Linked DNA regions of Mus musculus: region 1 is linked to region 2. Evidence: chromatin contacts called from ENCODE Hi-C data. All regions are on one chromosome and are shown on one strand. The core of a region is the stretch at or near the end of the contact, and the rest is flanking DNA. Distances in the headings are between cores, read along the strand shown. Region 1 holds the start of Acsl6 (acyl-CoA synthetase long-chain family member 6). Region 2 holds the start of Il3 (interleukin 3).

Region 1 (5,598 bases), core at 341-2,840, 37 kb before region 2:
GATCAAATTCCAATCTGCCCAGTGTTATCCATATGGCACTGGGGAAGTCAGTTTTTAAATCTCAACAATAGAAGAGGTCCCACCAACCTCCTAGGTTTCACAGTGAATATTAAAAAAAAAAAAAAAAAAACTCACACATGAAAACACATGATTCTCACAAAAGAATCAACCTCTGCCTTTCCTTTAGCTCAGAAACAACTTTGTCACCACCGCTGATGGTGCTATCCGAATACCAAATAAGAAATATTAGCATGGGGAGAGCATTTGGCCTGGGCTAGGCCAAGCATTTTCACGTACATTATCAGGTTTAGAGATTCTGCACAGAGCTGGGGCCGAGGTGGGGCTGGAAACCCTTTAGAGGTATTAGCCGGAGGCTTGGAGAGGGGAGAGGCCAGTGCTGAGAAGTAGTATTGGTAAGGGGTGGGCCTGTTGGGAGAGTACAGGTATGGGTGTAGGAATCTGGGGAAAGTACTATGCAGAGATTTATCAGGAGTCCTGTAGCTTCCTAAGAAAGAGGGTGCAAGGATGAGGGAGGGAAAGGGGTGAGGCAGGGGGGAAGCCAGGGTACAGCCTTGGGCAGAGCTAAGGGGCAAGTAACCAGTCTTGTCCTCTGGCTAAAGGGCAGCAGGGACCGCTAGTGAGAAAGGTTTCTGGCTGGATCAGGAAACCCAGGTCAGCTCTGCCGTACAATTCACCAAGGGACCTTGGTGGTGGTGGTGGGGGCAACATAACTTGGATTTTGGTCTCTAGAGATGGACACAGACACAAAAAGTCTGCCCTTCCCTTGGCACGGGGCCTAATCTGATCACCGGTTCTCACCACAAGGAGAAAGGAGCTTGAGAACGGAAGGGGGGTTATGGGGGTCTCAGCTAGTAAGGCCCTTCCTCCGGGCTGACCCAGCTGCTTCCCCAACGCTGCCCATGGACCCCCACCAGAATTGGGGGGCGCCTCGGGGACCTTGAAGGGACAATTCAGCAGCCGCAGCAGAGGGCTCCGCAAGGTGGAGATGTCACACCCGCACCCTGGGCCGAGATACTACAGCTTCCCGGAAATGGTGGTCAGGATCGGACCGGGACTTACCGGCAAACAGCCAGAGAGAACCCCCCGACACCAAGAAGAAGGTCAGCATGTCGGTGAGCCGGCCCAGCCCGGCCCGCACTGCTTCCCAGGCCCGCAGCCCCGCAGCCCCAGAGCCACCGCCGCTGCCGCCGCCGCCGGGTATTTTTAGCCCCCGCCTCCCCGCGCCGCTGCGGAGACCCGGCGGGAGGGGGAGGGCGCAGCGCGCGCTCCTCACGGAACCCGACTCCCAGCCCCGCAGCGCGCCGGGACTCCTGGGCAAAGAGACAGCGGCATCCGAACTGCCGAGCCCGACTGGGGGAGGGGCTGGGCCGCCCGCCCCGCAACGTTCTGGGGGAAACGGGCTGGAGGAAGGGGCTCACGGGCTCACTGCCGCTCCTACCTCACCGTGCCTCCACCCATGAACGACCCTACCTCCACACGACCGGCCTCCAAGGTTTTATGGCTAGGCAGGCTCAAATGGCAGCGGGGGTCCAGGGCTTCTGTCCCAGAAAGTGCACATGCTGAAGTGCCGGTTCCTGGCTGAGTCAGACGCCCCCTAGGACCTGATTTTGTAGTTGCTGGGAGCCACATCTGCAAACCCAAGAGGGAAGGGAGTGATGGGGCGGGGGGGGGGGGGGGGGCATCAAGGTGAGGCTAGATTGGATAATACCCACACTTAATAAGAATGCTCAAGGTCAGGTTGGAGGCCACACAAGGTCACGGGAAGACTCACCAGCTGCCATGTCCCCAGGCATGTCTCATGAAGACACAGGCAGCCACATGGAATCACAGGTGTCTCCCAAGGACACAGGCAGTGATGCATATGTGTGGTACATAAGAGCTCAAGTTCCTCTTAGCTGTGATAAATGGTCATACGGTCACTAGGTTGTTGGTGGTCTCATTGCTGAGCTGAAGAGTGAGCTGAAGAGTTGCAATCCCTTTGTCTGGGAACAAAAGGAGGAAGCCTGGCTCTGTGATTTTCTAAAATAATAAAGGTAGGTATTCTGATGGGGCCTCGATGGACATCTTCAAGTGGATTTCACCAAGGTCCCCTCGTTCTTCAAGCATTCAGGACTCATTAGGCTTCCAGCACCGAGGACAGCGCTCAAGCAGCACAGACCTTGGTCAGGCACTGGTTAAGACAAGGACCCATACCAGGAGTAAGAGGGAGAGAAACCAGACATTAGAGATCAGAAAGCAAGGGGTGGATAGGTGAGATTGGATGCTCTCTGTGCACTTGAACTCATATCTAGGCTTCAATTTCTTTGTGTGTGTATCTGTATGTGTTTATCTGTGTGTCTGTGTTTATCTGTGTGTCTCTCTATGTGTTGGGGAGGGGGTGGTCCTGCATCTTTAGTTTGGTATGTGTCTCTTGGCCTATCTCTGTGAACCTTAGAGATGTACAGTCTGCAGAAACATCTACAGTGAGTCTCTACAATAGACCATTCTTTCCCATTACAGGAACCGGGTCTTGGGAGGGCTGCTCTTGCTTGAAGCCAGTCTCTTCCTGGCAAGGGTTTTGCTGGAATCTTAAACTTGGCAGACACCTCTATGAGAGGATCATGGAGGTGATGTGGCAGGATTGTTCCCAGTGGGTGACACAGCAATCAGAAATCCCTCCTGCATTCCCAGCAGCAGTAGCGAACTAATTGAAGGCCTGCCTGCTCAGGTGGAGACCCCGTCAGGGGACACTTCTAGGCTTGGGAGAGGGCATAGATGGTTTCAAGTCAGACTGGCCTAGGGAGTTGGCCAGAATATCATCACACATTTTTTAAATATAATGAAGCCATAAGCAGGGTTTATCCCATTGCAATTTCTGATCATATGCACTGTAGGGCCTTTTCCTTCTTGTGCCTTCCTTCTGCATTCTGTCAATATCCATTTCACATTATAGTTAGGATGAAAAGATCCATCCCCTTCTCGGATGCTCTGGTCTTTCTATCATCTGTACACTGTTCTATCTGTACACAGTGAATACCTGTTAACAGAGCAGGGGTCCTAGGAGGCAAGCAGCAGGCTCTGGGGCCAGTCCTCTGCAACACCAAGTTGCAGGAGCATCTAGGCTCCTGGGTGGCTTCTGGCAGCCTCTTCTCCAGAGTGATGTCATGGGACACATTTAGCCTGGCCTCCTGCAGGATGCTGCATCCAGTTACTCTTCCTATAGATGTCTCTGTTTCTTGCGAGCATCACAGTTTAAAGCTCTGTGCTGGTGCCGAGCTGGTGATAACTTAGCCGAGTGGGGTTCCGCTTTTCTCTGAGCAGTACTTGGCTTCTCTTGAGGGACATCGACAGGAAGACGCTGGGCTGGCTGTGGGATCACGGCCAGGTCGCTTTTCACTCTAGGTGTGTCCCTTCCACTGAGTCACAGGGCTGTTGTTTTCGGTACTGAGTTACCAAGGGCTTCTTCCTCCTTGTAGATCTCCATCATGAATCAGGCAGCTGTAACTCTGAGATCTCTAGACTGCATGGGTCCAGCAACCTTAGAACACAGAGCGAGAGAAGCCAGCATCCAGAGATGTGCAGGCAAGGTGGGATGAGGCTTTTACATCAAGCCATCAGGTAGCTGTGACCTCCTAGTTCCCACTCATTCATGTACTCATTCACTCTTTAAGCTACTGTGTATTCTGTGCCCTCTTCTGGTAGGAGCTGGAGTGTTGGGCAGGCAAGTCAGAAGCAGCAATAACAGCAGGCCAGTATGGTAAGTCTAGAAACAGAAGGATGGCTCTAACCTAACCCTGGGAGGATCACCTCAGGGATGAATCATTCATATTGGACCTTTAACCTTAGGGTAAATATTTAGATAGAAGATGTCTGTTGATTTACACAATGGAATACTACTCAGCTATTAAAAAAATAATTTATGAAATTCCTAGGCAAATGGATGGACCTAGAGGGCATCATCCTGAGTGAGGTAACCCAAACACAAAGGAACTCGCACAATATGTACTCACTGATAAGTGGATATTAGCCCAGAAACTTAGGATACCCAAGATATAAAATACAATTTGCTAAACACATGAAATTCAAGAAGAACGAAGACCAAAGTGTGGACACTTTGCCCCTTCTTAGAAATGGGAACAAAACACCCATTGAAGGAGTTACAGAGACAAAATTTGGAGCTGTGACGAAAGGATGGACCATCTAGTGATTGCCATATGCAGGGACCCATCCCATAATCAGCTCCCAAACGCTGACACCATTGCATACACTAGCAAGATTTTGCTGAAAGGACCCAGATATAGCTGTCTCTTGTGAGACTATGCCGGGGCCTAGCAAACACAGAAGTGGATGATCACAGTCAGCTATTGGATGGATCACACGGCCCCCAATGGAGGAGCTAGAGAAATTACTCAAGGAGCTAAAGGGAACTGCAACCCTATAGGTGGAACAACATTATGAACTAACCAATAACCCGGAGCTCTTGACTCTAGCTCTTGACTCTAGCTCTCGACTATATCAAAAGATGGCCTAGTCAGCCATCACTGCAAAGAGAGGCCCATTGGACTTGCAAACTGTATATGCCCCAGTACAGGGGAACCCCAGGGCCAAAACGGGGGAGTGGGTGGGTAGTGGATTGGGGGGGTGGGTATGGTGGACTTTTGGGATAGCATTGAAAATGTAAACGAGGAAAATACCTAATAAAAATAAAATTAAATTAAAAAAAAAAAACCCTAGACCGGAAAAAAAAAAAAAAAAAAAAAAAGAAGATGTCTGTTGGAAAGGCTCATATGTTGAAGGTTTGATCTCTAGGTGGTGGTGTTACTGAGGTACAACTAGACAGAGAGCATGCTGTTTATTCATCAGTAGAGAAATCCCTTGGTGAGTTCATAGCTGAGTGGGCTGCCAAGATAGAGACCTGGTTGAAGGAAGTAGGTTGGGAAGGCACAGCTTTCAAGGGTGCGCCTTATCCCTAGCTCTTTCCTCTAGTTCTCTCTGCTCTCAGATGAGCAGCTCTGCATCCTCTCCTGAGACCTTTGAAGCTGTGATCCAAGATAAAACTTTAGGTTGATTTTTCCTCAGGCATTTTGCCAGAGTGTCAGAAAGTTAACTAACGCATCCATCAGCCATCAAGGTTGATCAAAGGATACCAGTCTAAATTCTGCTCTGAGTGCGCTGTTGTATGAAACCCAGGGGAAGTCTCTACTCTTTCTGTCTCTGTGGATACGAGTAAATACTGATCTAGAGGGTTCTGGTTGAGTGACCAGCCTCTAGGTCTAAACCAGCCTCCATCTACCTCATCTGGTCTGCTAATGACCATGAGAAATAGCCCCAGATGGATGGATGGGTTCAGCTGATCTTACATGTAGGACATCTGAACCATGACCCTTTGGTATTTGTAAGTCTGTAACACATTTTCAGTTTGGGGGATGGAACCCAGGCCTTCCCATGTGCTAGGCCGAGTGATGCATTACTAGGAATCATCATTAGTTATCCCTGCCAGTTTTGACCAGATTTTGATAATTCTCCATGTCGTAATTATCTCTTTCTGGAGGGACCCAGAAAACTCACTTTTCCAGCCTTCCTTGAATCTAGGAGCAG
Region 2 (6,269 bases), core at 996-3,495:
TGCATACACGTGTACATACATGTGAGAACCCTGTAATCCTACTCTCTCTGGCTTACAGTGCTGGGGTTTATAGGCACACATGGCTATGCCCGGCTTTTTATGTGGGTGTTGAAGATTCACATACTCTAACCCATTGGCCATCTTCCCAGCCAATTACTTTTTTTAAAATCACTAGTGTATATTCATAGTACAAGAGGGACAGTCATTATGGCATTTTCACAAATGTAGATCATAAACCTTGCTTGTACTCTACTCCCCCATTGCCCCATGCTTCCCATTGCTGCTGCTGGTGTTTCCTCACTACAACACAAAACTGGGAGTTTTAAGGAGGCAGATGCTACATGTAAAAGTGTTTGGTCGCCACAGCTTTAAAATTCATTGTTTTGAGTTTTCTCAGCAAAAGCTTGTTTACACAAAAATAGACATTTTTCCTTAATGAGGGATCGCATAGGACATGCTTCCATCCCCAAGGTGCTTACACTAAAAGTAACAGCAAGCAACAATGGAGAGGTCAAGAAACAAACCCTGGTCTCTAGGGTCCAGGGGCCTCTTCTGAGTCCCAGTCACTGGTAGATTTAAATCAGAGCTTCTTGTGTGCTACAGAGGGTCTTGTCAAAATGAAAGTCTGAAAGCCAAGAGTGTGGTGCTGACCCTGCAGGCCCGAGGACCACTAGAAAAGGAACAGAGCATTAGTCTGCCTTTCCCTCGAGGCTGAGGTCTGTCCTATCTATGGTTCCTGCACACAGCAATTACTTAACATAAGTTATTTGATGAGTAATGCCTCCTGGGCACCCAAACTGGTTCCCAAACCCCCAAATGCTCCCTAGTGAGATTCCCCTTAAGTGTAGAGTATGCTCTGAGCTGGATCCAGGAGTCCAGTCTCCTAGTACAAGGTCTGCTTGGCTGGACCTGGAGTATACAGGCCATAGACAGCATCTCTTCAATCAGTCTTTGTCCCCCTTGATGTCTCACCCTTATCTTTCACCATATTTGCTTCTGCTTTGAAGACAGAAGCACCCAGTTTCCCCTGCCTCAGCATAACGTGCTAACCTTCATCGTCTTACGCTGATCACATCACACCACAACCCGACCCAAACCCTGGTTTCTCTACCATGCTCTGCTTCCCTGCACCCCAGCCCAGTCATCTTAAAGAAATATTTAGCCAGCCTCATCACACCCATCTTTTACCAAAACTTCATCTGGCTCCCTATTGTGTGCTGTGGCCTGCCAACCTGTCCCATGGAGAAGGGGGCTAGTGTCCCCTGGCTCTCCTCCCTCCTGGCCTCCCTACTTTCTCCCTAGCTGTGGTTTCTCAGGTCCTTTGAGAACTTCCCCTAACTGTCCCTGTTTTCTTCCCACCTCTGCAGGCCTGATCTGCAGGCAGGCTCCCATCACATTCATGCTCCAGGGCCGACTGGGATATAAATCCCTCAATATGGCTTTCCTTCAGGGCAATGCTCTCCTCTCTTCACTTGCACTCCCTGTTTAGACTTGGCTATACCACCTGCTAAACCATCCCACAGCTTCCAGGAATACTATTCTCGAGGCCCACCTTTGTCCTTAGGTCCCCAGTCCTAATTGCCTGGGTTATCAGAAGGATACCCTAGTGTTTGCAGCCATATCTCCATCGAGGGTTTTGTCCTCTGGATGTGGGCCTTCATGCATTGCCTTACTGCACTCAGACTAGGCCAATGAAAGGGTGAGCTGAACTCCATATCCACCTGCAAAGAATAAGAGTCAACGGGAAAGCTGCCTAGAGATACACTTAGCTCTGGCTACCACCAGCCAGACGACTAGCCCACACATGGAAGTTTAACCATGTGCCAGAATGCCTACCAAGTTCAAGTCTGCTCCAGTGACTCTGGTGACTACCTCTATCAGGTAGGGTGTACAGTCACCACATAGGCTGTACAGTCAGGGTCAAGTTTGTGCAAGGGATGGTAGGATGAGATTCCACTGCATAGAAAGCCCAAGCTGGCTCAGAGCCAGGCTACTTCCTCCCACAACCTGTTTCCACTCCGTCCATCTCTATGACAAAGGAAGAAGATGGCCTTTGAATAAGCAGTCTTTCTTCCCATGTCGATAATCTTGAGTACTAGAAAGTGATGAATAAGTTTGTGGTTTGCTATGGAGGTTCCATGTCAGATAAAGCTGCTTCTGATGCCTGCCCTCCCCCCTGCCCCGCCGGGCCCCGCCCCACCCCTCTCTGAATACATATAAGGTGAAGGCTCCTGTGGCTTCTTCAGAACCCCTTGGAGGACCAGAACGAGACAATGGTTCTTGCCAGCTCTACCACCAGCATCCACACCATGCTGCTCCTGCTCCTGATGCTCTTCCACCTGGGACTCCAAGCTTCAATCAGTGGCCGGGATACCCACCGTTTAACCAGAACGTTGAATTGCAGCTCTATTGTCAAGGAGATTATAGGGAAGCTCCCAGTGAGTAACTGGCTGAGGTTGGCCTGGTGCAGGCCGGCTCCAACAGGTGCCTCAAGCCAGTGAGCCTCATGATTCTTTCTTTCTATGTCCTCACAGGAACCTGAACTCAAAACTGATGATGAAGGACCCTCTCTGAGGGTAAGAGCCCTGCTTTGGGATATTCTTGGGTTCCATCTATCTCCTGCCTGGGTGACTTCAGCCATCACTCCACGATGCCTTGCTTCCATTTTTGCATCTATCTCAGTGGGGTTATTAAGGAAATCATCAGATGACTCTCAAGCCTCAGTATATACCTCAGTCAGCTGCAATAATGAAAGTTACCTTTTAGGATATACAATGAAGACAGCTGTGGGTGAACCCTGCCTGCTGCAGGCCTCTGGCTCCACTTTCAGTGGGGATGCCATTGCCCTCTGTGACTTTTGTGTCTTTTGCTTTTCTTCCTCCTCCAAAACTGAAGTTTGTGTTTTCTACTTCCGCCAGCCCCAGACATTACTATTTGTAGTTATTTTCCTAGTTTGATACAATAGTTATGTCTTGTTTTTATTTGTTTGGACCTAACATGAAGTTCTTTGCAAGAGTGCTGAATGTCTATATTTCCCCTCCCTAGGAACATGTTGGAGCCTATAGGATTTTCTTCTAGGTATCGAGAAATTCTTAATTAAATTAAAGCATTGGCCTGGGTTTTTGGCATCTTGGTATTTTCCTTGGCCAACCTTCTGCCTTTTCTAGAGCTTTTCTGGAGGGATGTGTTTTCCTCAAGTACAGACAAATCTGCTTAGATCCTTCACACAGCTCACAGGCTGCCAGGAGTTAAGACCTGGTGCTTGGGAGAAACAGGCCCTTGTCTGAGATATACACTAGCTTTTAGCCCCAGGATAATGAAGGGACAGGAATAAGGCTGTTCAAAGAAATCTCAAATAGCAGGCACACTTCCCTAGCTCTGATCTCTCCAGCTCTCACTTCCCAACTCTCACCTCCCCAGCTCTTTCCTTTCCAGTTCTCACCTCCCTGGCTCTCACCTCTCTGGATCTCATCTCCCTGGCTCTCAACTCCCAAGCTCTTTCATTTCCAGTTCTCACCTCCCAGCTCTCACATCCCTGGGCCTTACATAAAGATTTCTTGCCCTCTTAGAATAAGAGCTTTCGGAGAGTAAACCTGTCCAAATTCGTGGAAAGCCAAGGAGAAGTGGATCCTGAGGACAGATACGTTATCAAGTCCAATCTTCAGGTGTGTGGAGCTGCAGAGGGTTGGGGGTGGGGGGTGGGGCTCCGTGCCTTTACCTTTCCCAGCATTTTTGGAGAGGAAAGTAGGGCCTTCTCCACTTTAGGAGGGATCTGACTATGCCTTGGTGTCTCTCCACAGAAACTTAACTGTTGCCTGCCTACATCTGCGAATGACTCTGCGGTAAGCTGCCCTTCCCCCACGTGTTTAGCAGGCTGTGCCCTTGCCCATGACCAGACTTATAGTTTGCTGTGGCCCGCAGCAACATGTTCACATCTAATGCCTTCTTTTCTGGTTCCTCACAGCTGCCAGGGGTCTTCATTCGAGATCTGGATGACTTTCGGAAGAAACTGAGATTCTACATGGTCCACCTTAACGATCTGGAGACAGTGCTAACCTCTAGACCACCTCAGCCCGCATCTGGCTCCGTCTCTCCTAACCGTGGAACCGTGGAATGTTAAAACAGCAGGCAGAGCACCTAAAGTCTGAATGTTCCTCATGGCCCATGGTCAAAAGGATTTTACATTCCTTTATGCCATCAAATGTCTTATCAATTTATCTACTTTCTGAAATTTACAACTCTCCTTTGGCTTTACCTAATTATGTTCCTATTTTATTCCATTAAGGCTATTTATTTATGTATTTATGTATTTATTTATTTATTGCCTTCTGTGATGTGAGTATATCTGTTTTAGCTGAGGAGGAGTTTCTCCAAAGAAAATTCCAAGGAAGACTGGGGCCATGTTCATTTGTCCCTTGTGGAAATAAATAACTTTGAACAAATGGGTTTGGTTTCGTCCAGTTTCTTGAGGAGTTTGGATTGATCTCTGTAACAGTCCTAGAGGATACTTGTCCGGACATCACATGCGGCTACACAGCATGCAACATGTATCAGATCTTGGTCTGGACATTTAACCTTTACTATTTAATCTACTCTTCACTCCAAACCAGAATGTGTGATCTCTGTTTTATGGGACTACAGAAGTCCAGTTTGGCAAAGTTAGACCAAGTAAATGCAGCTTCTAACTAGTGCCCCCCTCTAGGACTTCATTCAGGCTTGGCGCCTGAGAACATGCTGAAATCCATTAGAATGCCTCCCCTAGTGGTCATACTTAGAACTGCAGCAGTGTCCCTAACACTTCCTGTAGTGGAAATCTATCCACTACCACCATCATCTGAGCTCCCAACTAACTGGCAGGACTCTCTGAGGGTGCAGGTTACTCAGACAAAGAAATCTCACTTTTTCCAGAAGTTTCCATGTCTGCCTAGGCTTCTGGCTTCTCTTGGTTGATTTATTCTCCCTACCTCGTGCCTGACTCCAGACTGACCTTGGGATTCATGACTTATTGAGCCGGATTGAGCTTTAAAAAGGCGTCTTTGAGCCTTAACCTTAAATCGTTAGAGGACTTACCTATGGGCTTGCCTGTATCCTAAGGCTGTCATATGGGACGCGCCCTCACCTTTTGCTTGTGTTTCCTCACGGTTATCAACGCTGTGGGAGCTCCAGCAAACAAAAGTGCTGTGGCTTTCCAGACCTTCCCCCTCCCTTTCTTTCTACCTAAACTTTCAGCCACCTTCAGCTCAGTCCCACTGTAGGGTTCCTACTGTCTGGTTCTGGATTGTCCAAGATGACCCATGACAGGGCTTTCCTCTAAAAGGGAAGGATAGGGAGGGGACCACAAGAAGGACAACCATATGGTGTCTTGGTTGCAGAAAACAGCCTGAATGGTGGGGTCTGGGATACCACCAATGTGGGAATTCAGTCTACCATCAGACTCTGGTACTGTGTGCCTCCCAGCCCGGCTCCCTGAACCCTGCCCGGTGGTGCCTGGTGAATCCTCTAGCCTTGGAGCCAGCTGGGACAAGGGGCCAAATGAGCCTTCTTTTTCTGTCACCACACTAGGGAATAGTATCCTCCCTGATTCCTCAAGAGCCCCATAAGGCAGCTTTGGGTACTGACATCAGATCCTGGGGCTCATTTCCCTTTATTTTTCTTTTCTATCTTTATCTCTTTAGGCTCCCAGTGAGGAACAGCCCAGTTGTTGAAGATGTAGGAGGAAGTGGGCAGTTTATCTGCCACTAGCTCAGAAATGCATTCTTCTATGTACCTCTCCCAAATAGACTTTTAAATTCCCAAAGAAATAAACCTCTCCTCTCCCTGCCCCCACTCCTCTTCTTCCCCAGCCTCACTCACCTGAATGCTTGGGATGCTCACAGGGCTGAGAAGTCAGAGGTTTGTTTCTGCAGTTCGTGAAATGACCACTAGAGGAAGAAAATGCCCCTAGTCTTAGGGTTCACTTAGGTGCTGTGGGGGAAGATGGGTCTAATATGTTCAGTTAACTTGGATTCTAGACTAGATTCCCCAATTCTCCTGGGTATCCACTTCACCCACTTGCCTTCACTCATGAACTTTTGTGCCTGGTCCTATTCCATCCTAGCTGAAACAGCATCTGTGCTTTATTTCATGCCCCATGCAGAGTCATAGCTCATCCTCAGCCTCGCCTCCCTCTAGGGTCCTGCTACCTGCTGCCCCGTCCAGCCGTGCTTCCCCAGTAACGAGTCCACATAGTAACAAGACCCAGTGTCAGTGGTGAGCTGAGACCACCATAC

Evidence for each region. A loop is a pair of places that touch in the nucleus more often than their neighbours do.
Region 1: a map of gastrocnemius shows a loop between it and region 2 (2.3-fold over the local background). The contact joins the promoter of Acsl6 here to the promoter of Il3 in region 2. A Hi-C loop is called at or near these places in 3 of 37 maps with a recorded cell type or tissue (CH12.LX, gastrocnemius and left cerebral cortex).

The regions. Positions count from the first base shown.
Region 1 is chr11:54,299,816-54,305,413 of GRCm38, reverse strand. It overlaps Acsl6 (acyl-CoA synthetase long-chain family member 6), which reads right to left and starts at 1,590. Exons shown (of 21, transcript NM_001033598.1): 1 at 1,492-1,590. Gm51861 (a long non-coding RNA gene) reads left to right here and starts at 1,713. Exons shown (of 3, transcript XR_003949553.1): 1 at 1,713-2,054; 2 at 3,477-3,587; 3 at 3,703-3,947.
Region 2 is chr11:54,263,255-54,269,523 of GRCm38, reverse strand. Il3 (interleukin 3) reads left to right here and starts at 2,245. Exons shown (of 5, transcript NM_010556.4): 1 at 2,245-2,438; 2 at 2,535-2,576; 3 at 3,570-3,665; 4 at 3,801-3,842; 5 at 3,965-4,439. The coding sequence starts at 2,274. The coding sequence ends at 4,120. LOC115487722 (a long non-coding RNA gene) reads right to left here and starts at 5,910. Exons shown (of 3, transcript XR_003949552.1): 1 at 5,854-5,910; 2 at 1,553-1,721.